Linked DNA regions of Homo sapiens: region 1 is linked to region 2. A link is a contact called in ENCODE Hi-C or POLR2A ChIA-PET data. All regions are on one chromosome and are shown on one strand. Each heading gives the region's core, a stretch centred on a gene start or an enhancer-like site at or near the end of the contact. The rest is flanking DNA. Distances are from core to core; before and after follow the strand shown.

What was found. A loop is a pair of places that touch in the nucleus more often than their neighbours do. ChIA-PET counts read pairs that join two places held with the same protein, here RNA polymerase II (POLR2A). Pooled maps may share reads with other maps.
Region 1: a pooled map shows a loop between it and region 2 (2.6-fold over the local background). The contact joins two enhancer-like sites. A Hi-C loop is called at or near these places in 2 of 168 maps with a recorded cell type or tissue (MCF 10A and mammary epithelial cell), 3 of 37 single-sample maps with no recorded cell type and 6 of 50 pooled maps. POLR2A ChIA-PET finds 5 or more read pairs at or near these places in 4 of 52 experiments (BJ, IMR-90, MCF 10A and 1 more).

The regions. Positions count from the first base shown.
Region 1 is chr12:115,373,640-115,377,539 of GRCh38, forward strand. It overlaps LOC105370003 (a long non-coding RNA gene), which reads right to left. Exons shown (of 4, transcript XR_945389.3): 4 at 1-248. Among named protein-coding and RNA genes, the nearest start is that of LINC02463, 510 kb to the right of the region's middle. RefSeq lists enhancers at 1,065-1,174, 1,385-1,604, 1,623-2,123, 1,675-1,764. Within about 2 kb of position 1,817, at least 3 of the 41 ENCODE cell types and tissues checked have a DNase peak (open chromatin) inside an H3K27ac peak, as active enhancers do; they include PC-3, where a contact is called at or near this core.
Region 2 is chr12:115,338,636-115,342,866 of GRCh38, forward strand. All of the region lies in intron 2 of LOC124903082 (a long non-coding RNA gene), which reads right to left. Among named protein-coding and RNA genes, the nearest start is that of LINC02463, 550 kb to the right of the region's middle. RefSeq lists an enhancer at 2,234-3,433. Within about 2 kb of position 2,961, at least 8 of the 41 ENCODE cell types and tissues checked have a DNase peak (open chromatin) inside an H3K27ac peak, as active enhancers do; they include PC-3, where a contact is called at or near this core.

The sequences.
Region 1 (3,900 bases), core at 567-3,066, 34 kb after region 2:
ACTCTTCTGAGCAGCATAGAGATTTTTGTGTATTAGAGTGGAAAGAAATGTGACTGGATATATATTAGTTAGGGCAATGCTAGTTTCTGTAATAAACAAATCCTCAAATCTCATTGGGTCACACCCATAAAGTATATTTTGAGCTTACATAAAATCCAAAACAACAAGTATTATTAATCAGCAGGCAGCTCACTTCCAAGAGGGGATTCCAGAACCAGGTTTCTTCTGTCCTGTGGATTTCGCATTGCCTAAAGTCACACAGAAGAAGAAAAAAAAAGCATGAAAGCATGGTGGACTCCATATGGACAATGTTTATGCGTGAACCATATGGTAAATGCCACTTCCACCTATATTCATTCTAGGGTCAGAACTCAGGCGCATGACCACACCTCCCTGCAGGGGGACTGGGAAGTGCAGTCTAGGTGGGTGGCCAGGAGGAAGAGAATATGGCTTTGGAGACACGCTGGTCAGACTCTCCCACAGATTGGTAAGGTTGGAAGAGATCCCAAAGAGCCTTGAGTACCAGGCTTGGTTCTACATATTGTGTGACTGGATCCCATCAACTAAGCCCACAGCTCCCACTGCCAAGTGGTGTTTCAGAAAACAGAAGCTGACCCAGGAAAACATGACCACAAGTAGAAAGGATGTCAGGGAAGGGCTGAGGAACATCCTGGGAAGATCCTAAGCCCGCAGAGGAGCAACACTTCTTTTGTGCATAACCTTGGCACCAGAAAGGGGCTTTCTCCAAACCCAGGCATTGTCAATTTTAAGTAGTTCTTGATTCTCACACAAAAGTCACTGCTGGCCCAATCTCTTCTCTGGCAGTAGAGCACATGGGGAAGGAAGGAAGGAGGGAGGGAGGGAAGGAAGGAAGGAAGGAAGGAAGGAAGGAAGGAAGGGAGGGAGGGAGGAAGAATAGAAGGAAAGAAGGGAGGGAGGAAGGGAGAAGTGAGAGGGAAGAAGGAAGGAAGAGAGGGAGGAAGGGAGGGAGGAAGGAAGGAGGGAGAGGAATGGAGGGAATATTATTATTTAAAAATGCTTGGAATTTGTAGTACCAGGGTTGGTCTCATTGCATTCTCTCCTTCTGATTATAGGACAACCTGGTTTTTAGGAGCCTAAGGGGTTTCCCAAGACCTGAGACTTTTAGTGGTAAACCTGGGAAAGTCCCAGGCAAACTTGGACAAGTTAGTCAACTTAGCTCTGACATCCGAGGAACATGGGTCCAAATTCTAGCTCTCCGCTTGGTAAATGTGTGCCTTTGGGCAAGTGACTACGTCTCTATGAGCTTCAGTTTCATCCTCTTTAACATATGGATGACAAAATGACCACCCCCCTGGGTTGGTGTGAGGATTGAATGAGATAATGCATGTAAAACACTTAGCAATGTGTCTGGCATATTGAATACACTTCATCGGTGTTGAATGGGGCTCTCTTCTTACTTTAAGTGGATCTTGGTTAAGCAGAGCCCCTGAGAGGTGAGGTTCTTCCTGGGAAGAAGAAGAGGCAGGGGTGTAGCCAAGGACAGAGGCCTTCCTCTCTGTTTGGGTCCTGGGGGGTTTCCGGGCAGGTGGTGCTCAGATGTACAGGGAATCCCAGCTGCACGTGGATGTCAGCTCTTGTCAGCAGGGAGATCAGGGCGAATGGGGCTCAGATGAGGAGAGAGGAAGGCAGCCTGCCCAAGAGTTTCTGATCCCAACTCTCACCACCAAGGGAGGAAAGCCGGGGCTGTGGGTGACATGATAAGAAGGCCCTGAGGAACGTTCAAAGTTCGCCCCTTCCTCCTACAGGAACCAAACTTTAACAGCCAGAGCCAGGGAGTGAAAGAGAAACCAGACAAGTGAGTCATTCGCCTTTAAACAGGCCACATTGTCTTCAGAAGCAGGCTTTGAAATTGTGCATGTGTAACCACAGTAGAGAGGGTTTGGGCCCCCTCTGTTCCTGCCTGAGGGTAAGCCAGAAAAAAGAGAAGAAATGAAAGGGAGGGGGAAAAGAAACTAAAGGAAAAAGATGGGACTAGGAGAAAGTCATGGGAGAGGCAAGAGAGGAAGAACTTTAGGACACAGGAATGAGCCAGCCATGCACTTCGATATTCCAGCAGGTCTCATGCTTCTCAAGGTTGTTGAGGACACTGACGATGCACAATGTTTTCTTGAGCAGTGCTCCGGGCCGTCATTCCTGTGCAGGATCATATTTCATCTTCATAGTCGACTTCCAACATTAGAGGTGAGGACACTGGGGCTCAGTGAGCCTAAGTAACTCATCCAAGGATACACAGCCAGTAAGTGGCAAAGCCAGAATTTAGACCCAATCTGTGATGTCTAATAATAATGTTGGAAATGTGACAACTATTAATAACTTCATCATCCAGGATGATATAAAGCCAAAAGGGAAGGATGAAACAATATGGGAATACCAAAGACAGAAAATACCGAATGTCCGGCCTAAAGCAGGATTTCTCAATATCTGCACTATTGACATTTTAGCTGGGCAGTTTTTGGCCGTGGGGGCCTGTCCTGCATGTGGTAGGACATTTGGCAGCATCCCTGCTCTCCCCGCACTAGATGCCGGTAGCAGACCCTCCCCCAAATGTGGCATGACAAACAGAAATGTCTCCAGACATTTTCAAGAATCTCCTGGGGACAAAGTCAACCCCTGTTAAGAACCATGGGCATACAGGAAGGTATAAAGAATAGTCATTAATATGCACAGGTGCAATGGCTTACCCCTGTAATCCCAGCACTTTGGGAGGCTGAGGTGGGCAGATTGCTTGAGCCCAGGAGTTTGAGACCAGCCTGGGCAACACAGCGAAACCCTGTCTCTACAAAAATATTTTTTATAAAATTTGCCAGGCATGGTGGCACATGCCTGTAGTCCCAGCTACTCCAGAGGCTGAGGTGGGAGGATCACTGGAGCCCAGGAGTTCAAAGCTGCTGTGAGCCATGATGGCACCACTGCACTCCAGCCTGTGCAACAGAGTAAGACCCCATTTGAGAAAAATAATAATAATTAATTAAAAATAAAATAAAAGTAGTAATGACTATGAATTGAGAGTCAACTAAGTGTCCTGTAAAAAGCACTTAATTTCATTTAACACCTCATTGAATCCCCTACAAGAACCCTATGAGGTCGGCTTAGTACTTCCATTTTCTAGATCCGGGACCTTACATAACACGCCCAAGTTCACACAGCTGGTAAGAGACAGAGCTGGGATTTAAACCCAGGTCTATACACGCCTTTCCCCTATACAGATCAGAGAGGGAAACTAAAGATGGGAAGGGAGTGAGCCCAGGAAAGAGACAAAGCATCCCAATGCCAGGTAGTCAGAAAAGACTCCGAAAATGCAGGGAGAGATCCACCATGTGGCCTGGTGATGTTACGCCATTGCCGGGACGAAGCCTTAATCTTTAAGCTGCCATATCACAGGCAGCCCCAGTTCTCCCCTCTGCCCCCTAACCCACCGCTTCCTGTGCAGTGTCCTGCACGTGAGTCCACCCTCTCTCTTCCCTCTCTCATATCTCATAAGAAGAGACAGTGTATTCTAAATGCTGTGATTTATGGGGAACAGCCACTTCCCGTGACCATCCATCTCTCTTCACAGGGACACATATGTTGGGGAGCATCTATCCCCATCATTTTCTGCCAGGAACCAATGGGCCGGGGAATTCAAGAAATGCCCCTAAATTACAAACGAGTGTGGGGGGACCTTCCTCTAGAAACCTTTTCCCCAAGCCTGAGCCTTGCTATAAATCACCCTGTAAGCATCACACACCGCCATAAACCGCAGATGTGTGGGGAATGGCAAGGTGAACATCCGCTAGCAAGAAAGCAAGCAAGGTTGACCAAGACCTTGGAGGGGGCGGCTGTTGGAGGAACTCACCCTGACCTTCCCCACTTCCAACA
Region 2 (4,231 bases), core at 1,711-4,210:
TTTAATCTTCCCAGCATTCCTGTGGTAATCATGTGAGAATTAATGCATATTTCACGGAAATTTCACATCTATCAAACGTTATACCCATTTTAGAGATGTGGAAATCAAGGCTCAGGAAGACTATATGATGTTTTTCCTCAAATTGTAAAGTTATAAGTAGAGGAGGCAGGATGTTAATGATACATTTAACCACCGTGACATGAGCCTTTTTAGTTTCAAAACACTCACTCATGTATGATTTCGTTTGCACCTTACTTACAGCAACCTGTGGTTTGTTCAATGGTAAAGTCCTGGTTCTCAAAAGTGATTTCCAGACCAGCAGCATCCACAGCGCTTGAACTTGTTCAAAATGCAAATTTATCGGGCTCACTGCTAGACCCAATGACTCAGAAATTTGCAGAAAGAGAGATTCAGAAATCTGCATTTTAACAAGCCCTCCAGGCTATTGTGATACAAACTCACAGTTGAGAATGAGAGTGTAAGGAATTCTTTTTATAGATGAGGGAACAAACGGACAGAGAGGTCAAGCAGCCTGTCCAAGGTTGCAGAGGCAGTGGTTGCGGAGCTGGGCCTTAACCCCATTGTTTATGGTTTCTAATGAGAGACACCTGGGAGAAGCATTAAAATGCAGTTTCCCTTGTCCTCTCTAGACCGACTGACTCAAGATCTCCAGGGCTAGGGCCCCAACTTTGTCTTTCAGCAAACTTCCAGGTGAGTCTAGAGTTTTAGAATTCTTCCATAGTTCCTGTTGGACTATACTCGTGTAGTTATTTTCTCTTCCCACTGTCCAGTTTCCTTCTTTTCTTTCTCCCACATCCCTTCATTTTTTCCCCTTCTCCTATACTTTGGGCCTCTCTCCAAAACTAGCTAGTTGTTCATAACTAGTTTGTTGCAGAGAAACTAGAAGAAACCCAGGGTACCATGTCTTATACCTCTCCGTTTTTAAGCTGGTTAATAAAAAGTAATTAAAAGTCATCCACAAATATGTTTGTTGTTAGAATTTCAAACAGTGTAGAATTTTAGAGATTTTTAGAGAGTAAAAGCTGTTTTTCTTCTGATCCTTCCCAAAACCAGGCCACCCCCAATTACTGTTAATAGTTTAGTGTGTAACGTTCCAGACACCTACATTTTTTATTCGAATAAATATATGCAGATACACACTCAGAGGATAATTCAAAACAGAAATGGAACTACACTATTCCTATTATACTGTGACGTGGCTCACTTATAGATATTTTATACATTCCTTTGTGTGATTTTGTTTGTTTTTTATTTATTTATCTTTTTTTAATTTTACTTTAAGTTCTGGGATACATGTGCAGAACATGCAAGTTTGTTACATAGGTATACACGTGCCATGGTGGTTTGCTGCACCTATCAACCCGTCATCTAGGTTTTTAAGTCCCGCATGCATTAGGTATTTGTCCTAATGCTCTCCCTCCCCTTGCCCCCCAACCCCTGACAGGCCCCCGTGTGTGATGTTCCCTTCCCTGTGTCCAGGTGTTCTCATTGTTTAACTCCCACTTATGAGTGAGAACATGCAGTGTTTGCTTTCTTGTTCCTGTATTAGTTTGCTGAGAACGATGGCTTCCCTGCAAAGGACATGAACCCATTCTTTGTTATGGCTGCATAATATTCCACGGTGTATATGTGCCACATTTTCTTTATCCAGTCTATCATTAATAGGCATTTGGGTTGATTCCAAGTCTTTGCTATTGTGAACAGTGGCTCAATAAACATATGTGTGCATGTGTCTTTATAGTAGAATGATTTATAATTTGGGTATATAATACAAATAAATATAGCATATTCTTGCTAATGGTTATAGAGTATACCACTTTTGAAAGTATATGAATGAGTTGAATTAGTCACGAATAGATGGTCATTTTTGTAGCTTCCTATTTTTCACTATTGTAAACAGCATGACTCTAAATATGTGCTTGTACATATGCTTTTGTTTGTTTGTTTTAAGACAGGGTCTCACTCACTCTATCGTCCAGGTTGGAGTGCAGTGGTACAACCTTGGCTCACTGTAACCTCTGCCTCCTCGGTTCAAGTGATTCTCCTGCCTCAGCCTCCAGAATAGCTGACATTACAGGTGTATGCCACCACACCTGGATAATTTTTGTATTTTTAGTAAAGATGGGGTTTCACCATGTCGGCCAGGCTGGTCTCAAACCCCTGACCCCATGTGATACCCCCACTTCGGCCTCCCGAAGTGCTGGTATTACAGGCATGTGCCACCATACCCGGCCCATATGCTTCTTTGAATATGTGTAGTCTGAAAGGTGAATTGCTTTGGAGAGAAAATACTGGGATTCAACCTTCTGTCCACTTGGCAATTTTCTTCCATTCTTTTCCAGTCAGAGATTTCTATGCCTAGGAGGGTAATTGACACAGAATGACAGCTACTATTTTCACTGCTGCTTTTCCTTTTTACCTGCTTCTGGGGAGTAAGGGAGAGTTGAAAACTAAAATGGATGTACTCTCTTGCCAAAGTGGGAAGATTGTCATGAAGGCCAGCTCAAGCTTCAAGACAAAAGCTACTAATAGTGCTCTTGACATCATTCTTAGAGAGAAAGAAGATGCGCTTACTGATTGAAAAACTTGGCAGTTTTTAGCAACAAGGAAAGTTGGTGAATTTTCCCAGGTTAAGTGTGAAACATGACAGAGCTTGGGTGAGCTGCTCTGACTCCTTATTCATTGTTGCTATTTTCTTTTTTTTTTTTCTTTTTTCAAATTATACTTTAAGTTCTGGGATACACGTGCAGAACATGCAGGTTTGTTACATAGGTATACATGTGCCTTGGTGGTTTGCTGAACTCACATCTGAACCGGTCATCTACTCATTGTTGCTATTTTCTATGAAGCCCCAACCCCCTGTGATTTCAGTATAAACACCATACAGCCACCCACACCCCACCGGCTCCCTATGACTCAGTCACATGCTCATCCCCGAGTCATTAGAGAATGGAAATCATGAGCAAGATCTGGCTCACACCCAGGGAGTGACAAAGCATGTCCAGAAAATCAGGGATTCCCCTTCTGCCAAGGAGGCGCGAGTGGAGACAGCCAATTCTCCATGGTCAGGAGGGGGATGTTTCAAAGCTCCAGGCCTCTGAGGTTGGCAGAACTGCATGTTGTTTTGGGAAACTGTGCATTGCAGCAATTGTGAGAGAACAGAACTGTCTTCGAGGCAAGAGAAATAACAGAGCTGAAATAGACCATGCAATAATGGTGAACTGTAATCTCAGGTTTCATTGGTGCCATGATCTTAATTATAAATAGTATTTGAAACCCATTTTTCTCCCTCTTTAATGATAACAACTAAGTTTGTTAAGTAGTTACTCTGTTTTAGGCACTGTCCTAAGGGAATTAGAATACTATAAGTATTTTGGACAACAATTTGATCCTCAGGACAACCCTTTTGATAGGATTATTGTGATCTTCACTGAAAATTGAAGAAACTGAGTCTCAGAGGCTAGACAAGGACTTTGTTACACAGTTAAGAGAGTGTGAATCCCAGGCTTTGTGAAAGATTAAAATAAGCACAAAATAAATGCATGTTACAAATCATTACTGAAAAGGAGCAAATGCATTTAACCTCAAAGTTAGCTCGCAGTTTCTGAACGTCAAGAATCTGGAAGCAGCTTAACTGCATGGTTCTGCTTCAGAGTCTCTCATGACATGGCAGTCAAGTAGTCAGATGGGCTGTCGTCTCATTTGAAGGCTTGACTGGGGGAAATTCATTTCAATGCTTATTCATGTGGCTGTTGGCAGGAAGTCTCAGATTCTCACTATGTAGGTCTCTCTTCAGGGCTGCTCCCAAAATAGCTCCCCCCACCTGCCCCCCACCCCGCCCCCCACCATGATCAGTTGAAAGACAGAGAGGAGAGAAGAGAGCAGGGAGGAGGGAGAAGGGAGGAAGAAAAAAGGAGAGCAGGAAAGGGGGGGATGGGGGAGAGATAATATACCTGCAATTTCTTTTGTTATCTAATCTCAGAGGTGAAACACCATCACTTCCGCTGTATGCCATTGGTGAGACCAACCCTGGTATAATGTGGGAGGGAACTACACAAGGATAGGACTATTAGAAACTGGTTACCATAAGAATACATCTCTCCGCTAGAAAATCTTTGTGGTCTTCACGTGAAACAACACACCAAGGACCTAGTATCCTTTATTTTTTTCTCTCCATCCATCACTCCGACCAATGTCAAATATATACAAT